2 separate regions of the Homo sapiens genome follow, and region 1 is linked to region 2. A link is an interaction called in ENCODE POLR2A ChIA-PET data of the cell type or tissue named here. Cell type or tissue: CD4-positive, alpha-beta T cell. All regions are shown on one strand.

Region 1 (8,000 bases), 320 kb after region 2:
TTCATGCAAAGACAGAAAAGTGTGTGTTTTCCATCAACCGCGAATACTTTTAATAGTAGAAAAGTAAGTGTATTCTAGCTTATTGTTTAAAAAGATTTGTATTGTTCTCGTGTTATATCAATGGTGAATAGCAATTATCTTTTATATTAAACTTCAGGAGATAAGAATGTAGTAGTGCTAAAAACAAGAACTATTAAAGCAAATAATTCCAAACTGACTATGGTGTTTTATGAAATATTTACCATTACAGAAAAAAAATTCTGAAGCGTATGTAGGGGAGAAGTGACTTAAAAATCAAATAAATTAATTTGAAATGTTTTTTGGTAAAATCAATTTGGCTAGTCACCATAAGGTGATCTTTGAAAATGCAGTCAATTTTATGGCCTCCGTGAATCTGGAAATAGTGCTTGTTTCCTGTCTAGAAATCTCTGTTGCCTCAGGTGGATGCCTCAGCCTAAGTTCAAATTGATGATTGTAGTAACCAGTGTTCAATGAGGTGGAGATTTACATGAGAACAAGTGTGGTGTGTGGAAATCTGATTTTTTATAGTCATATAGAAAACGTTGAAAATTGAATGTGTTTGCCCGTCCCCCTCACTAGAATCTGAACTCCCTAGAGACTCACTCTCATTTGTTACTGTAGGAAAAGCCTCCAGACCCAAGGGTACCAGCTGAGGTGGGCATTTGGAGACATGGGCCCTGCTTTATCTGTCCAGGGAGGGCACCCTGTTCTAGTTTGCACAAGTGCAGCATACAGATGAGCAGCAGCCCTAGCCCAGCACAGTTCCTGGCAGCTAATGGCAGCCCAAATATTTGTTGAAGGAACGAGTGCATGATTGATCTGAAGGTGTTATTTATTAGGCCATAAGTATTAAACATTTTTCATATTTAAAATATATGTTCATAACATTCTAGATAAAATGACTATCCTGAGAAACACAGATTTACAGGCCATAGGCTCTTTTCCTTTCTGTATCAAATAAATGTTCAACTCAGCACATGTTTGTTACTGTGTCTGGAATTGGTGGGTTCTTGGTCTCACTGACTTCAAGAATGAAGCCACAGGCCCTCGCCGTGAGTGTTATAGCTCTTAAAGGTAGCGTGTCCACAGGTTGTTCCTTCTGATGTTCAGATGTGTTTGGAGTTTCTTTCTTCTGGTAGGTTCGTGGTCTCGCTGGTTCAGGAGTGAAGCTGCACACCTTTGCGGTGAGTTTTATAGCTCATAAAGGCAGTACAGACTCAAAGAGCAAGCAGTAGCAAGATTTATTGCAAAGAGCACAACAACAAAGCTTCCACAGTCTGCAAGGGGACCCAAGCAGTTGCAACTGCTGCCTCCGGCAGCCTGCTTTTATTCTCCCGTCTGGCCCCACCCACATCCTGCTGATTGGTCCGTTTTACAGAGAGCCGATTGGTCTGTTTTACAGAGAGCTGATTGGTCCATTTTGACAGGGTGCTGATTGGTGTGTTTACAATCCCTGAGCTAGACACAAAAGTTCTCCAGGTCCCCACTAGATTAGCTAGATACAGAGTGCTGATTGGTGTATTTAAAAACCTTGAGCTAGATAAAGAGTGCTGATTGGTGTATTCACAATCCCTTAGCTAGACATAAAGTTTCTCCAGGTCCCCACTAGACTCAGGAGCCCAGCTGGCTTCACCCAGTGGATCCCGCACTGGGGCCACAGGTGGAGCTGCCTGCGCCTTGTGCCTGCACTACTCAGCCCTTGGGTGGTCGATGGGACTGGGCGCCTAGGAACAGGGGGCAGCGCTCATCGGGGAGGCTGGGGCCGTGCAGGAGCCCATGGCGTGGGGGGTGCTTAGGCATGGCGGGCTGCAGGTCCTGAGCCCTGCCCCACGGGGAAGCAGCTAAAGCCCGGCGAGAAATCGAGCGCAGCACCAGTGGGCCGGCACTGCTGGGGGACCTGGCGCACCCTTCGCGGCTGCTGGCTTGGGTGCTAAGCCCCTCACTGCCCGGGGCCTGCCAAGCCCACGCCAACTGGGAACTCTAGCTGGCCTACAAGCGCCACGCGCGGCCCCCGTTCCTGCCCGCGCTTCTTCCTCCACACCTCCCTGCAAGCTGAGGGAGCCGGCTCTGGCCTGGGCCATCCCAGGAAGGGGATCCCACAGTGCAGCGGCGGGCTGAAGGGCTCCTCAAGCGCGGCCAGAGTGGGCACCAAGGCGGAGGAGGCGCCGAGAGCGAGTGAGGGCTGACAGCACGGTGTCACCTCTCATTACTACCTTCATGTACTTCATGTTCTTATGATAGGGATAAAATGATAAAACACAGGTCTCGAAAGAAGAATGGAGTTGAAGAGCTGATAGGTAAACATGTAACTATGTACTATGGTGAGAAATGAATAGTATGGAGATTCCACAGAGATAGGGAGTCATTATTTTGTCCCCATTGTAGGGGGCGCAGTTTGGGGTGAAGCAGAATGATGATTTAGGGAAGGAAAGTTAACACCTGGATTTGGTTCTTAAGGCTGGGAAGTTATCTGCGAAGCTGACAAGGCAAAGTGAGTGCATTTCATCCTGGGGTAGCAGGTTGTGAAATAACTTGGGGACTCTGAGCAACTTTAAATGGTTCTCTACTTCTAGAGCATAAGAAGTTCTCTTCAGGAGGGATGAGAAGGAGACAGAGAGGCAGGATACTGGAGCAGGAGAATCAGGAGGAATCAGATCAGGAAAGGCCCTCAGATTTAAGCCTACATTTCATATGTAGAGTTAAAAGTTTTAATAAGAAAACTTGCTTCTTTAAGATATTTTTAAAGTTTTCAAAGAGAACTTGGAATAAATTGTGTCTGACTTGTCTGTGAGCGTTTAGGAAGTTGTTTGACTAAGGTAGTTAAGAACTCACAGCCACTAAAGAAAAGATTGGAATAGATTAGCTCTAGTAAGCACACTAAAGCCACCTCAGTGGGACTTCTGATGGGGAAGGGGAAGACTTCAGGGAAGCGGCGGCTTCTGAGCCAGTGTAGCTCACTCAGCAGCGGGGGACGGGAGTGAAGCTCTAGGTCCCCATGGGAAACCCTGAGTAAGCAAAGGGACAGAGGGGTTGGTGCTCGGCGGTGACACCTAGAAACTTCCGCGCTCCTCACAATGTCTGTAAGGACTCGAGCCCTGGGAAGGATGTGGGGGTTAGAGTAAGCAGGTAACCATCAGCTCCTGAGATTAATTTTTGAGCGTATCTTTAATATCTCATTGTGACAGTTTGGAATATCAGGTTTGTTGTGCCCTACCTGTGATCCACTGCTTTGCTTTACTAGAAGACATCTCTAATGCGATGAGATAAGAAATGCGGGGAGAGGAAATTGGGAGACCAGAAGAGGAGTCACAGCCCAGTTTGCCCCTACTGTTTCTGCCGTCAGCTCAGGAGCTTTCAGGAAACCCATCGCCTCTTTTTAGGCTTCCTGGGGGAAATAGTCTGAAATGTTTGTCTTGTGCTTGGTAATCAAGTCCGTATTAAAAGGCAGATACCTGATACTTTCTCAAATTATATTTTTCTTATGCTTCCATGGTAGTTTCACCTCTTAGAATGTAATCTTTCTTTGATTTATTCTTGGTTCTCCTGCTGGGACAGATATATCCCTACGGATGTGCAAAGCCACAGGGTAACATGTATCTTTCAGGAATGTGAATTTTACTTGGGGAAAAATACGTATACTTGTCTGTGTGTGCACACGTATACACATATTAAAGTATTAGGCAAGCATAAAAATGTGCAATACCGGAATCTATCATGGAAGAGTATAGAAAGTTTGCATGGATTTGAAAATTAAGCCTGCATAGACTGCTTTTATAAGGAGATGGAGTATCTACTTCTTTGCTCTTAGAGGTTGTTTACTAGAAAAGGTATAAGAAGAATTGTTAGGTTAAGGGCAGGAAACAAATTGGGGACATAAGTGAGACAGTGTCCGACTTGATGGGTGATCTGTATACTGTGTAGGACTGTGGTTTTGTTGAATTCAGTCTCTTCACCCTTGGCCCAGCGTTAAACCAGATAGAATCAGTTCTCCATGCCTGTTTCCCATCTGCAGGAAACGTGGTGGGTGCCGTTTTGACACCGACCTATCCTTTGTGAGGTTGAAGAATTTTGGAAGAGCATGAGAGCAGCACTTGGTGTTCAGAAGAAAGGCTTAGCATGTTGTCCTGGGTTCCGTGGAGAAGGGTCACTGGACTGCACGGGGTGGCTCTTCCGCATGGTCTTGGTGAGTTGACAGCAGGGCAGCGCTGTGTCTCCCAGCCATCATTCCTTACTCATCGCTGCTCTGTGGAGGGGTTATCTCCACCACCTTCTCAGGCCTTCGCTTGGACCCTTGAGTAACATGGAATGGAGGAGTTGGTGACTTGCAGGGGGTTCCATGCCTCTTCCGTTGTGATAAAGGGCTCTATTCGTGTTTTGCCACTCATTCTTGTGAATGTGTTTCAAAGCTTTGAAAAAAAGGAAAAGAGGTGTTACTTACTTTAGTTGTATTTGGGCCTAGGGTTTCAGAGCTTCATTTCCTTTAAGATTGGAAGTCAGTGTGGAAAATACTAAGTATTAACCTTTTGCAAAACATGTTTTGAAAATTTGGTGTAGCTGTTTTTCATTTTTATTGGTTGAGTTCATTTGGCTCCGAACACTCTGCAAAAAATGAGAACTCTTTTCCTGTCTGAGAACCAGATTTCTTTCTTTCTTTCTTTTTTTTTTTTTTTTTTGAGACGGAGTCTCACTCTGTCACCCAGGCTGGAGTGCAGCGGTGTGATCTTGGCTCACTGCAAGCTCCACCTCCCAGGTTCAAGCCATTCTCCTGCCTCAGCCTCCCAAGTAGCTGGGACTATAGGCGCCTGCCACCACGCACAGCTAATTTTTTTGTATTTTTAGTAGAGACAGGTTTTCACCACGTTGGCCAGGCTGGTCTCAAAACTTCTAACCTCAGGTGATCCAACCGCCTCAAAGTGCTGGGATTACAGGCGTGAGCCACCGCACCCGGCCCAGACTCCTTAAAATGTGAGAAGTAGCACTGAGGAATGTGATCAGATCATGGCCTTGATTGACACATGGGGTCGCTTTCCACGGTTGGCCTTCTTGTTCTCCACGGCATCTTGTGCATAGCCATTTGCCATTTCAGGAGCTCAGCATGCACATCCGGTATTTCTGTGCTTGGTTGTCTTTCTGGAAGTTACTTCTTCTCCTTTTCCATTTCTACTGTTTTCTTACTCTGTATGGGAGATGTCTCTGCTAAAGATTTCACCTCTGAGTTTTTTCCCCCATTTTCTGTTCTCTTGTCAGATATCCTCCTCCCCTCCACAGACATGCCCTGGGTCTCCTTTGCTTGTGTCCACATGTGCCTTCTTGTACTTACAATATTACATCATGATCATTCTTCTCCAGGTCTCTTATCTTAGCGGGATTATAATATGTTAGAAGAGACCATTTTGGTCATCTGTGTGCAACAGAAGAATATTTGGTTGTGTTAACTTTTTGTTTTTGAGACGGAGTTTCACTCTTGTTGTCCAGGCTGGAGTGCAGTAGTGCTGTCTTGGCTCACTGCAACCTCCGCCTCTAGGGTTCAAGCAATTCTCCTGCCTCAGCCTCCGGAGTAGCTGGGATTACAGGCCTGTGCTACCACCCCCGGCTAATTTTGTATTTTTAGTAGAGACTGGGTTTCACCATGTTGGCCAGGCTGGTCTTGAACTCCTAACCTCAAGTGATCCACCCGCCTTGGTCTCCCAAAGTGCTGGGATTACAGGCATGAGCCACTTCACCTGGCCTGGTTGTGTCAACTTTTTAGCAAACTAGAGGGTTGAGATGATTTATACTCAGGGAATTTGTTTACATTTTTGAACCTCGAGTAGGAAATGCTTCTTCCAATATTTGGTAGCTTCTGATTAAAAACTTGTGATAATTTTAATTGCCTGAACAGATAAACCAGGTGGTTATTGTTAACTTTTGTTTTATATGAAATTTTACTTCACATACAGGATTTTTTTTTTTTGAGACGGAGTTTCACTCTGTCACCCAGGCTGGAGTGCAGTGGCACGATCTTGGCTCACTGCAACCTCCACTCTCCAGGTTCAAATGATTTTCCTTCCTCAGCCTCCTGAGTAGCTGGGACTACAGGCTCCTGCCACCGCACCCAGCTAATTTTTTGTATTTTTAGTAGAGATGGGATTTCACCATTTTGGCCAGGCTGGTCTTGAACTCCTGACCTCGTGATCCACCCGCCTCGGCCTCCCAAAGTGCTGGGATTACAGGCATGAGCCACCGTGCCTGGCCCATATACAGGATTTTTATAGCTTATCCATTTGGTACATTTAATTACTATAAAGACAAAGAGTTTGGCCTCATGCAGTCACTGACTTGCTATGTGGTTGGTTTCCTTGTGTGTAAAATGGAGATGATGTGTGAAGATGAGATGATATGGCAAATGTAAGCATTTGCCACAGTGCCTGACACAGGGTACACGCTCAATCCAGAGAGCTACTACTTTCTGTAAAAAACTGGTTTATGTCAGACTCCTTGGTTCCATATGCTTTATAAACACAGGAAACAGGAATATCTACATAAAATCTGTAAATGCATTTTAGGCTTCTCATGTGCTCAATGTTGATTACTGACATGTCCCATTCTTGTTCTGACTATTCAAAGGTTGGGATCTGGGGGAGAGAGGTCAGTGCAGAAAATAATTTGGGAATATTCTTACCAATGTGCTGCTCCCTCCATTTTTCCACTTAAATTCATTTAAGCCTTGCCTCGTTTTTTGACAGTGTTAGATGAGGTTAAACAGAATATTTGTCTTCACTTAGTTCTCAAGAAACAGATTCTGAGGGCTTCTGTTTTATTGTTGAACTCTTTTAAAAAATGTCGGTGTCACAGATCACGCGGGATTGAAGTGAAGTGCTCTCCTTAGGTTCCAAGATGGCAGCCATCTCTCTGTCCCCTCCTCCGCTTCTGTGTGACACAAGAGAAGCCCAGCCGGGGTTTCAGAATTAATCTGATTAAGATGAATGTTTTCATTTGCTATCAATTGTGGGCCTACTCCAGTGGTTATTTTACAAAGTCTACTACCAGGAATAAAATCTTACGTTTACTTGTTATGTAGGGATTATCTTGTTGAGCTGATAAGTGGAGTAGGTTTAATTTTGATGATTTTCAGATGGAATTCCAGCTGTTTAAGCATCGTTTTTCACATTTGAATGTTAGGTCAGCAGTTCCATGCTGACAGCCTTAAGATTTGAGAAATCAAAAATCTTGTAGTGGAAACAACCCCATGGCTTATTTCAAAAACAAAAACAAAAGAAATTCTCTATATTGTAGCTAGAAAGGAAATAAGTAATAATTTAAAAAATAGTTTTTGTTAATATGGGTGAAAAAGTTACTAGGAGCGATCATGTAGATAGCTGACAGTGCTTAGTTTGAGGAGGATAAAAATATGAAAATGGAGTTAACATAGCAAGCCTCCTTTTTTTTTGCAGATAATTATTTTTCGGCTCATGTTGAGAGCTTATTTGATGCTTTCTGAATGCTTATTAACGTTAGCCAAATGCTTCTTTTTAAAAGCAAATACAAAATGTAGTAATATGATTAACCAGAGTAATGATTTTATTTTAGAACATTTTTGTACAAAATATGTTCTGATGAGGTACAATCTTATCTTACCATAGAACGGAAAAATACATAATTTGTGTAAAATCTCCTATCATAGAAAAACATTTTTAAGCTTCACATTTAAAATGGTGATAATTTGAGCAAGTCTGGGCTAAAGTTGATTCTTGTATTATGCAGAAAAATATTTTATGAATAAATTAAGTGCTTTACTTTTTCATGTACATATTTAACTCTTTAAAAACATTTTTGCAGTACTCTTCTGCATATTAATACTATGCTCATTACAGGTGATGCTGTTATACTGTTAACCATTGTTCACTATAGCACAAAAACTTATAACCAAAGAGAGACCTTTCTTCTCAGTGCTCAAGTCATTCTTTGAGAAAGAAGCTCTTTTTGATCATGAGGCTTTA
Region 2 (8,000 bases):
CCCAGCCACGTGGGACTCAGAGTCTATTAAACCTTTTTTTCTTCCCAGTCTCGGGTATGTCTTTATCAACCATGTGAAAACGGACTAATACAGTTTCTCTTCTGGGTTCCTGGAATCTCTTAGATCTTGGTCTGGTAATTCATTATTGTCTTGTCAGTTTCTTGATGCTTTAAAGGATACTAGAAAATTATTGTATTCATTATTTTTAGTTGATTTTAGCAGGAGAGTTGACCAAAGTGGCCTAGCTCTTTATTATTAGAAATGGAAGAAAATAAAATTTGGAATTTGTATGGTCTTTCATCATTTCTAAGTATAAAAGTAATCCCCCAAGTTGATAAGTTTCAGTATGTAAATTTTTTTAAAAAAATCTGCATGGCAAAAAAGAAAATAAAGAAAAAAAAGAAAGAAAATAAATCACAAAGAGGACTAATAGACATTCAACAAGCAAGAAAAAGCATTTAAAATTCTAATCAAGAAACTCAAGCTCAGGAGAAAGAGACCGATTTTCTTTCTTTTTAAAAAGTTTACCATTTTATTTATTTAATTCATTCATTCTTAGAGATGAAGTCTCACTCTGTTGCCCAGGCTGCACTTGACCTCCTGGGCTCAAGTGATCCTCCTGCCTCAGCCTCCCAAGTAGATAGGACTACAGGCACTCATCATTGCACTTGACTTAGCTTTCTTAATATATCAAAAACTCTATATTATTATCAAACTATATCATTATCAACTCTATATTATCAACTTACACTATTTTATCAAGTCTTAAATATTGCCTTAAAACTTAATATCCTAGGGCAACAAATACTTATAATCTCAAAATTCCTGTGGGTCAGGAATCTGGGAGCATATTAACTGAGTGATTCCAGCTCAGGGTCTCTCAGGATGTTGCAGTGGAGACATCAGTCAGGGCTGGGTCTTTCTAAGGCTTACCCGAGGCTGAAGGACCCTGGCTAAGGTCATTCATGAAACTCTCAAAAGAGCCTCTGCTTCTCACCACGTGGTCTTCTTTATCCAGGGCTGCTCAAGACCTGGCTACTGGTGTCCCCCAGAGCAAGTGAGATTGAGAGAGCCACCAAGACAGAAGCTGATTATCTTTTATGCGCTAATCTTGGGAATGGCATACCATCTCTTCTGCCATATTTTATTGGTCACACAGAGCAACTGTGGTACGATGTGGGAGGGGGAGTGTGTCAGGGTGTGGATATCAGGAGATGGAGTCATCTGGGGCCATCTTGGAAGCTGCCTGCCACAAACTCCTACAGTTCAATAAGACAAGCAAAAAACAAACCCCAAGCAGAAAAATGAACAAGAGATATAAGGAGACACGTATAACTAAATCCATGTATAGTAAAGATAAGGACAAAGGTGTATCTTTATGTTAAAATACATCATAAACATCAAAAGATGCTTGACCTCGCTCAAATTAAGAATAATGTAACTTAAAACTGTATTGGGGCACCATTTCTACCCATAAGATTGGTAAAGATAAAACACAAAGTTCTAACTCACGGTATAGTTGAGAATTTGGGGAAACAGAGCCTCATATTTTGTCAGCGAGCGTAGACTTTGGTAAAACCTCTATGAAGAATAATTTGGCAATAACTATCAAAAGTAAAAATATACATATCCTTTGATCCAATAATTTCACTTCTAGGAATTTATTCTAAGTATATTCTGGCACACGTGCAAAAATGATGTCTGCAAGAAGATATTTATTGCAGCATTGACTTGTAATAGTAAAAGATTGGAAACCATCTGAATTTCTATCAATAGAGAATTGATTAAATAAATTATGGTAATATACATACATATAATAGAATTCTATGCATCTCTTGAAAAAGAATGAAGCAGCCCTCTTTACACTGATTTAGGATTTTCTCCAACAGGTACTGAAAGATGTAAAAGCAAGGCACTGAACTGCGTGTCATCATTTGTGAGAAAAATACATACATGCTTGCATGTGAACCGAATATCTCTACAAGTATATCCAAAGGGTTGATACTTGTAGCTGTTTTGTAGAAGGGAACCAGGTGTGTACGGTGTAGGAGTGTGAGGGAGACTTACCTGTTATGCATTTGTTATTGTATATGTTGAATTCTATACTATGTACATGTATCAACCACTCAAAAATAACTTAAAAATACATTTCTAAAAAGCATACCATAAGCCTGGGCAACGTAGGGAGTACCCTGTCTCTACAAAAAATTTAAAAATTAGCCTCTTATGGTGGCACATCCCTGTAGTCCCAGCTACTGAGGAGGCTGAGGCGAGAGGATTGTTTGAGCCCAGGAGGTCGAGGCTGCAGTGAGCTGTGATTGTGCCACTGCATTCCAGTCTGGGTGATAGAGAGAGACCCTGTCTCAATAAAAAATAAAAAATAAAAATAAAAATAAAATAAAATAAAATAAATAAAAGGATATAGTAATGACCTGAAATTTAGGTGCCCTGATCTAAGTTGGCATCAATAGAAATAAAGAGAAGTAGAGCTGGCAGGACATGATGAATCATTGGATTGGACAGTGGGAGAAGGAAGAGTTCAACTTGATGATCCACTTCTTGCTACAGGCACCCGAGTAGATGGAAGATAGGGAACCTAGGAGAATACCTCTGATAAGAAAACTTATGTATTTGATAAAATGATTAAAGTTTATAGAAAAAAATACATTTTTAAAAAGTCAAGGCTGTTCTTTTTTATACTCTACTATAAGCTTCTTGCAACTAGATGTTATATTATAAATTTTCTTATAGCTCTTACAGTACTTAGAATGGTGTCTTACTTGTTATAGATGCCCCATAAATATTTGTTAGATGAGTGTCTGAAAATCAAATTTCTAAAACACTGTTTTATCTTTTCAGAAGGTGGATTAACTATTTGCCTAAATGCAAAGTGTGAGCATCAAAGAGGTTGAAAATGTAATATCTCATTATGTCTTTACTCAAGGGTGAGGAGAAAAGATGAAGAACAGTGGAGAAAAGTGGAGAAAAGATGAAGTTTATGCAGCAAATTGCTAACTGGAACAAGGTATAGAATTTTCAAAACACAAGATAATTAGTTTTACTATCTCTTAAAAAAAAGAAGAGTCCATTTAGCCACCAGAGGGCTCTCATCTTCCCATTTAATAACAGGCCTAGACCCAAACATGAGATAATGTAAACATGCAGTTGAAAACCAGAAGAGAATATATATATATATATATATATATATATATATATGTTCAACTGCATTTTTTCATTTTATATTTTGTATATATAAAATACACACATATATAGGTATTTCCTTTCCTCCCCATGAAATGTATACTACAATTGTAAAAACATCCTGCCAAGCCTTCTTATCACAACATAAGAAGATAGAAATTCATCAAATGTGCTTGAAATACTCTATCTCCAAATATCAAGGAGGGCCTCCTTGTATTTTGTTAATTGCAAAATGAGGCCAGGCGCTGAGGCTTACGCCTATAATTCCAACAATTTGGGAGGCCGAGGAGGGTGGATCACCTGAGGTCAGGAGTTTGAAACCAGCCTGGCCAACATGGCGAAATCCCGTTTCTATTAAAAATACAAAAATTAGCCAGGTGTGGTGGCGAGTGCCTTTAATCCCAGCTACTCGGGAGGCTGAGGCATGAGAATTGCTTGAACCCAGGAGGTAGAGATTGCAGTGAGCCGAGATCACGCCACTGCACTCCAGCCAGGGTGACAGAGCAATAGTCCATCTCAAATAATAATAATAATAATAATAATAATAATAATAATAATAACAATAATAAAACAAAAAAGCAAAATGAATTTGTCTCTAGGGCTCTGTAAGGCCACGACTGCTTAGGAGGCATTCCTATACACCAGTGGGAAGAAGGAGGGCGCTGCAATGGACTGCTTTTCCTTTGTGTAAGCCTCCTGAAATTGGGTTATGTGTTGAAATGTTAATGCTTTGCATAGACTTAGAGGGTTCTAAAATCTAGGATTTCTAGACTCCATGGCATTTACAATATTTCATTGCCTTCCTTTATTTTTATTGTGTTGGGACTTCAAGTTGGGGAATGGGTGCTGGAACATGTGATTTGGGACCCTCTTGTTGATGCTGTGAAGCCATGCGGACAGTAAGGGAGCTTCCCTTCCATGAACGCCTTCTGCATCCTAGTCCTGCCATCAGGTCCCCTTCCATGAACGCCATCTGCATCCTAGTGCTGCCATCAGCTCCCCTTGCATGAACGCCTTCTGCATCCTAGTCCTGTCATCAACTCCCCTTCCGTGAATGCCGTCTGCATCGTAGTGCTGCCATCAGCTCCTCTATACTATGATTTCACACTACCTCTCCCAGGTGTTCAAATTATGACCCATAAGTAGCCTCCACTGGATTAGTAGAGGCTTTTAGTTAAGAGAACAGAGAAAGAAACGGGTATTTATTGGATGCTAACACTGGGCAGAATGTCCTCAGCCTATTATTATTATCAACATCATCATCCTTCTTCTCAGTAGCACTAACACAAAGCAGGTATTGCGTTCCTCCTCTATATATGAGGAAACCTAGCTCTGAAAGGTTGAATGAGTCACCCAAGATGGCAAATGCTGTGGAAATGGGACTAACCGAATTTAGAGTATCTGTAAAGCTTATGTTCTTTCACTCTGACGCTTTAGTATCCCCGCGATGTGAACATATACTTTGGGCTTTCTTTGTCCCTGGGATACCACCAGCTGTCTATGGCATTCAGGGGTCTCTGGGGCCATAGCTTGTAGGTGGAGCTTTGAGGCAGCATGTCCGATGGCTGTGCAATGTCCACTGAGAATGTGGCTTAATGGTGGTTGCAGTAACACGACAGGGGCCCCTCTACATGTGTGGTAGGAAGGGAAGGATAGTGCCTCCTCAACCCTTCATCCTTCACAGGAGGAAGACATGGTGGCCCACAGCTGAGAGAACGCATGCTCAGGGATTTTCCCTGACTGCTCCTTGCCTTAAGCAATGTCATATGAACAGGCTGGTGGCATAGGGTTGGTTGTGAAATCTGTAGCCATGCAGGACAGTGGCCTTCAGTAGCTTGTTCAGGAGGCCACGCCCCAGACCACCATCTGGTAGGCACCACTAGCCATATGAGACCATGTGCCAAATGCAGACCTGTGCAGAGCAGACGGGGAGCCCTGTAGCCTGGCCTCTGAGACAGAGCCTGTGGAACACCAAGTCCCCTCACTGTCATGCGTGGAATAGTCTCCAACATGAATTTTCAAAGAAACACTCATACAGACAGAGTTTTCTTTCTGAAATCTGCTCCATGAATGGCTTCATCCTAGGGAGGAGAGACTGTTGTTTCCTTGATGGGATGATGTGGGATTTGGGGAGACTCTTGAATGAAAAGAGGAGAGTTTGGCAAGCAGAAGCGGAAGGATTATTATAGGCCTATGAGTCACAGACACTGCAGGCAAACGACGCAGAGAGTGGAGGGTGGGAGGATCCAGAGAAAGGAGGTGAGGCCAGGGGAGCCAAGGAAGAGTGTAGCAGTCAGGGATCTCCAGAGAAGCTGGATCAATGGGATGTGTATGTACCTAGAAAGAGATTTATTTTAAGGGCTTGGTTCCCGTGATGATGGAGGCTGGCAAGTCCCAAATTATCAGGGCAGGCCAGCAGGCTGGAGACCCAGGAGAGAGCCAGGCCACAGTTCAAGTCCAAAGGTCATTTGTTGGCACAATTCCCACAAGGTGCCTCCCTGGCTCCAGTAGTCTGGGCTCTTGCTAAGGAAGTGCACTGAGGTCCCAGGGAGACAGGAGACAGCTCCACCAGAAAGCTTTGCAGGGGCATCTGAGCCGTTCCCAGAGCCTGGCTCCACACTCCACCCCAAAGTCACCTCTGCTATTGCACCCAAAGGGACCAGGCAGTTGGTCATGCCATAAAATGTGCTGAGCACTTGCATGGCTGGGCAGTGGCTTTGCAAGGAAGCTTGGAACAAAGGCAGTGGCTCTCTCAGATGATGTTCAAAACAACCTGAAGACCTCAGCTGCTGCCATAGGCAAGGAAAATGGACAAGAATTCCCATACGTCAGGGATCCAGGCAGCCTTCAACCTTGGCTGCACATGGGAATGACCTGGAAGTGCTTTTAAGATTCCCAATGCCCAATCTGCAGCCCAGACCAATTCAGAAGCTCTGGAGGAGACATCTGGGCAAAAGTACTTTTAGAAGGTCCCCAGGCGACTCCGAATCTGCAGGCGAGGCTGAATGGCTCTGCCATATACTCTTAGCAGCAATTTGTATTTCCCCTTTCCCTTTGAGGTCCCCTTCTGTCCATTTACCCACTTGCATGCCTGTTAAGGCTCGGGCTCAGGAAAGAGGGTGTTTCCACCATAACACCCATGCCCCTGAGCCTGCATCCTTCCCACAGTGCCTCAGAAGATTTGAAATGAAAATATTTAATGTTTTGACCTTGAGGAGACAGAAGGAAGGGCTGATGTTCCAGACATTGTGAAGGGAACAGAAGCAGGATTTGGTAGAAGTTGTGTGGTTTAATGGAAAGGGGGTAGGTGTCAGAGCCAGCCAGAATGAGCTCTGTGCTGTCACTGGGTAATTCTTTGTTGGAAAAATCTGTCAACCTTACTGAGCTTCAGTTTCTTTTTCCTTAATATTGAGAGAATGATGCCTGTCTCTCTGAGCATGGTGAGGCCTAGAGATAATGAATTGCAAATGCCTGTCCTGTAGTGGGCACTCAACAGATGGTATAAATTACGGGTGACTCCTTGAACCAGGAAAGACACGTGAGAAGTGTTAAAAGCTGGAATTTAACATCTCAATCCCCTCATTTGTCAAATAGGAATAATGTATTGGGTTGAATATGGTCTCACCCCTTTCACCCCCAATACGCACGTCCACCTAAAACCTCCGAATGTGACCGTATTTGGAAATATGGTCTTTACAGATGTGATTAGTTTAGGATCCTGAAATAAATGATACTAGACTTACAGTAGACTCTAAATCTGTGACTAGCATCCTTATAAGAGAAAGGACAGGGAGATTTGAATACAGATTCCAGATTCTCTGTAAGGTAAGAGGTGCAGAGACACACAGGGAAGAATGCCATGTGGAAACAGGCAGATATTGGAGTGATGTGGCCACAAACCAAGGATTAGTGGGAGCCACCAGGATGAAAGATTCTTCCTCAGAGGCTTCAGAGGAAGCATAGTAATCCTGACACCTTGATTTCAGACTGCTGGCTAGCAGAACTGTGAGAGGATACATTTCTATTTTATTTATTTATTTATTTATTTATTTATTTATTGACACAGTCTAGTTCTGTCACCCAGGCTGGAGTCTAGTGGCACGATCTTGGCTCACTGCAATTTTCAATCCCTACTGCCCAGGTTCAAGCGATTCTCCTGCCTCAGCCTCCCGAGTAGCTGGGATTACAGGCGCCCGCCACCATGCCCAGCTAATTTTTGTAGTTTTAGTAGAGACGGTACAAGGGGTTTCACTGTGTTGTCCAGGCTGGTCTCGAACTCCTGACCTCGTGAGCCACCCACCTTAGCCTCCCAAAGTGCTGGGATTACAGGCAGGAGCCACCATGCCCGGCCACATTTCTATCATTTTTAAGCCACCTGGTTTGTGATACTTGGCTATAGTAGCTCCAGGAAACTAAAACAGATAATAATAGTAACTATACTACTTCTACGTTATTGTAACTAAAATAAATTTATATTGCAAATATAACTAAATTTAGTAATAGTGAAATTTTAGCTAAATGTGAATTGGGATTATTTAGATGCTAGGTAAGCAGTCTAGGGCGATGATTTCTGTGCTAGGAACAAAGGCCACTGGTGCTTGGAGGGCCTTTCAAGTGTGACTGTGTGAGGGATACAGTGAAATGGCAAGAGTTGAGTTTAGGAAGGGACAAGGTGAGATGCAATAAGTCAACACCAAAGAGTGCCCTCTCGGGCACCTCCACTCACCAACCAGGGAAGAGCAGCTGGTTATCCTTTGATCTCTATCTCACAAGCACCTCATGCACAAATAGCTTAGCAT

The links. ChIA-PET counts read pairs that join two places held together with the same protein. Peaks named below come from ENCODE experiments on the same cell type or tissue, not always from the same donor. Only the 100,000 strongest peaks of a DNase experiment are listed, where the experiment ranks them.
Region 1: POLR2A ChIA-PET joins it to region 2 with 10 read pairs; 7 of 35 experiments call an interaction of 5 or more read pairs at or near these places.

Annotation. Positions count from the first base shown.
Region 1 is chr6:12,016,215-12,024,214 of GRCh38, forward strand. All of the region lies in intron 2 of HIVEP1 (HIVEP zinc finger 1), which reads left to right. Among named protein-coding and RNA genes, the nearest start is that of HIVEP1, 7.9 kb to the left of the region's middle. In CD4-positive, alpha-beta T cell, no CTCF peak of the experiment used is centred here; a DNase peak (open chromatin) is centred at 1,271.
Region 2 is chr6:11,697,239-11,705,238 of GRCh38, forward strand. It overlaps LOC340184 (a long non-coding RNA gene), which reads left to right. Exons shown (of 3, transcript XR_001743973.2): 2 at 2,945-3,025. Among named protein-coding and RNA genes, the nearest start is that of ADTRP, 78 kb to the right of the region's middle. In CD4-positive, alpha-beta T cell, CTCF peaks have their summits at 3,024 and 3,239; DNase peaks (open chromatin) are centred at 3,103 and 4,993.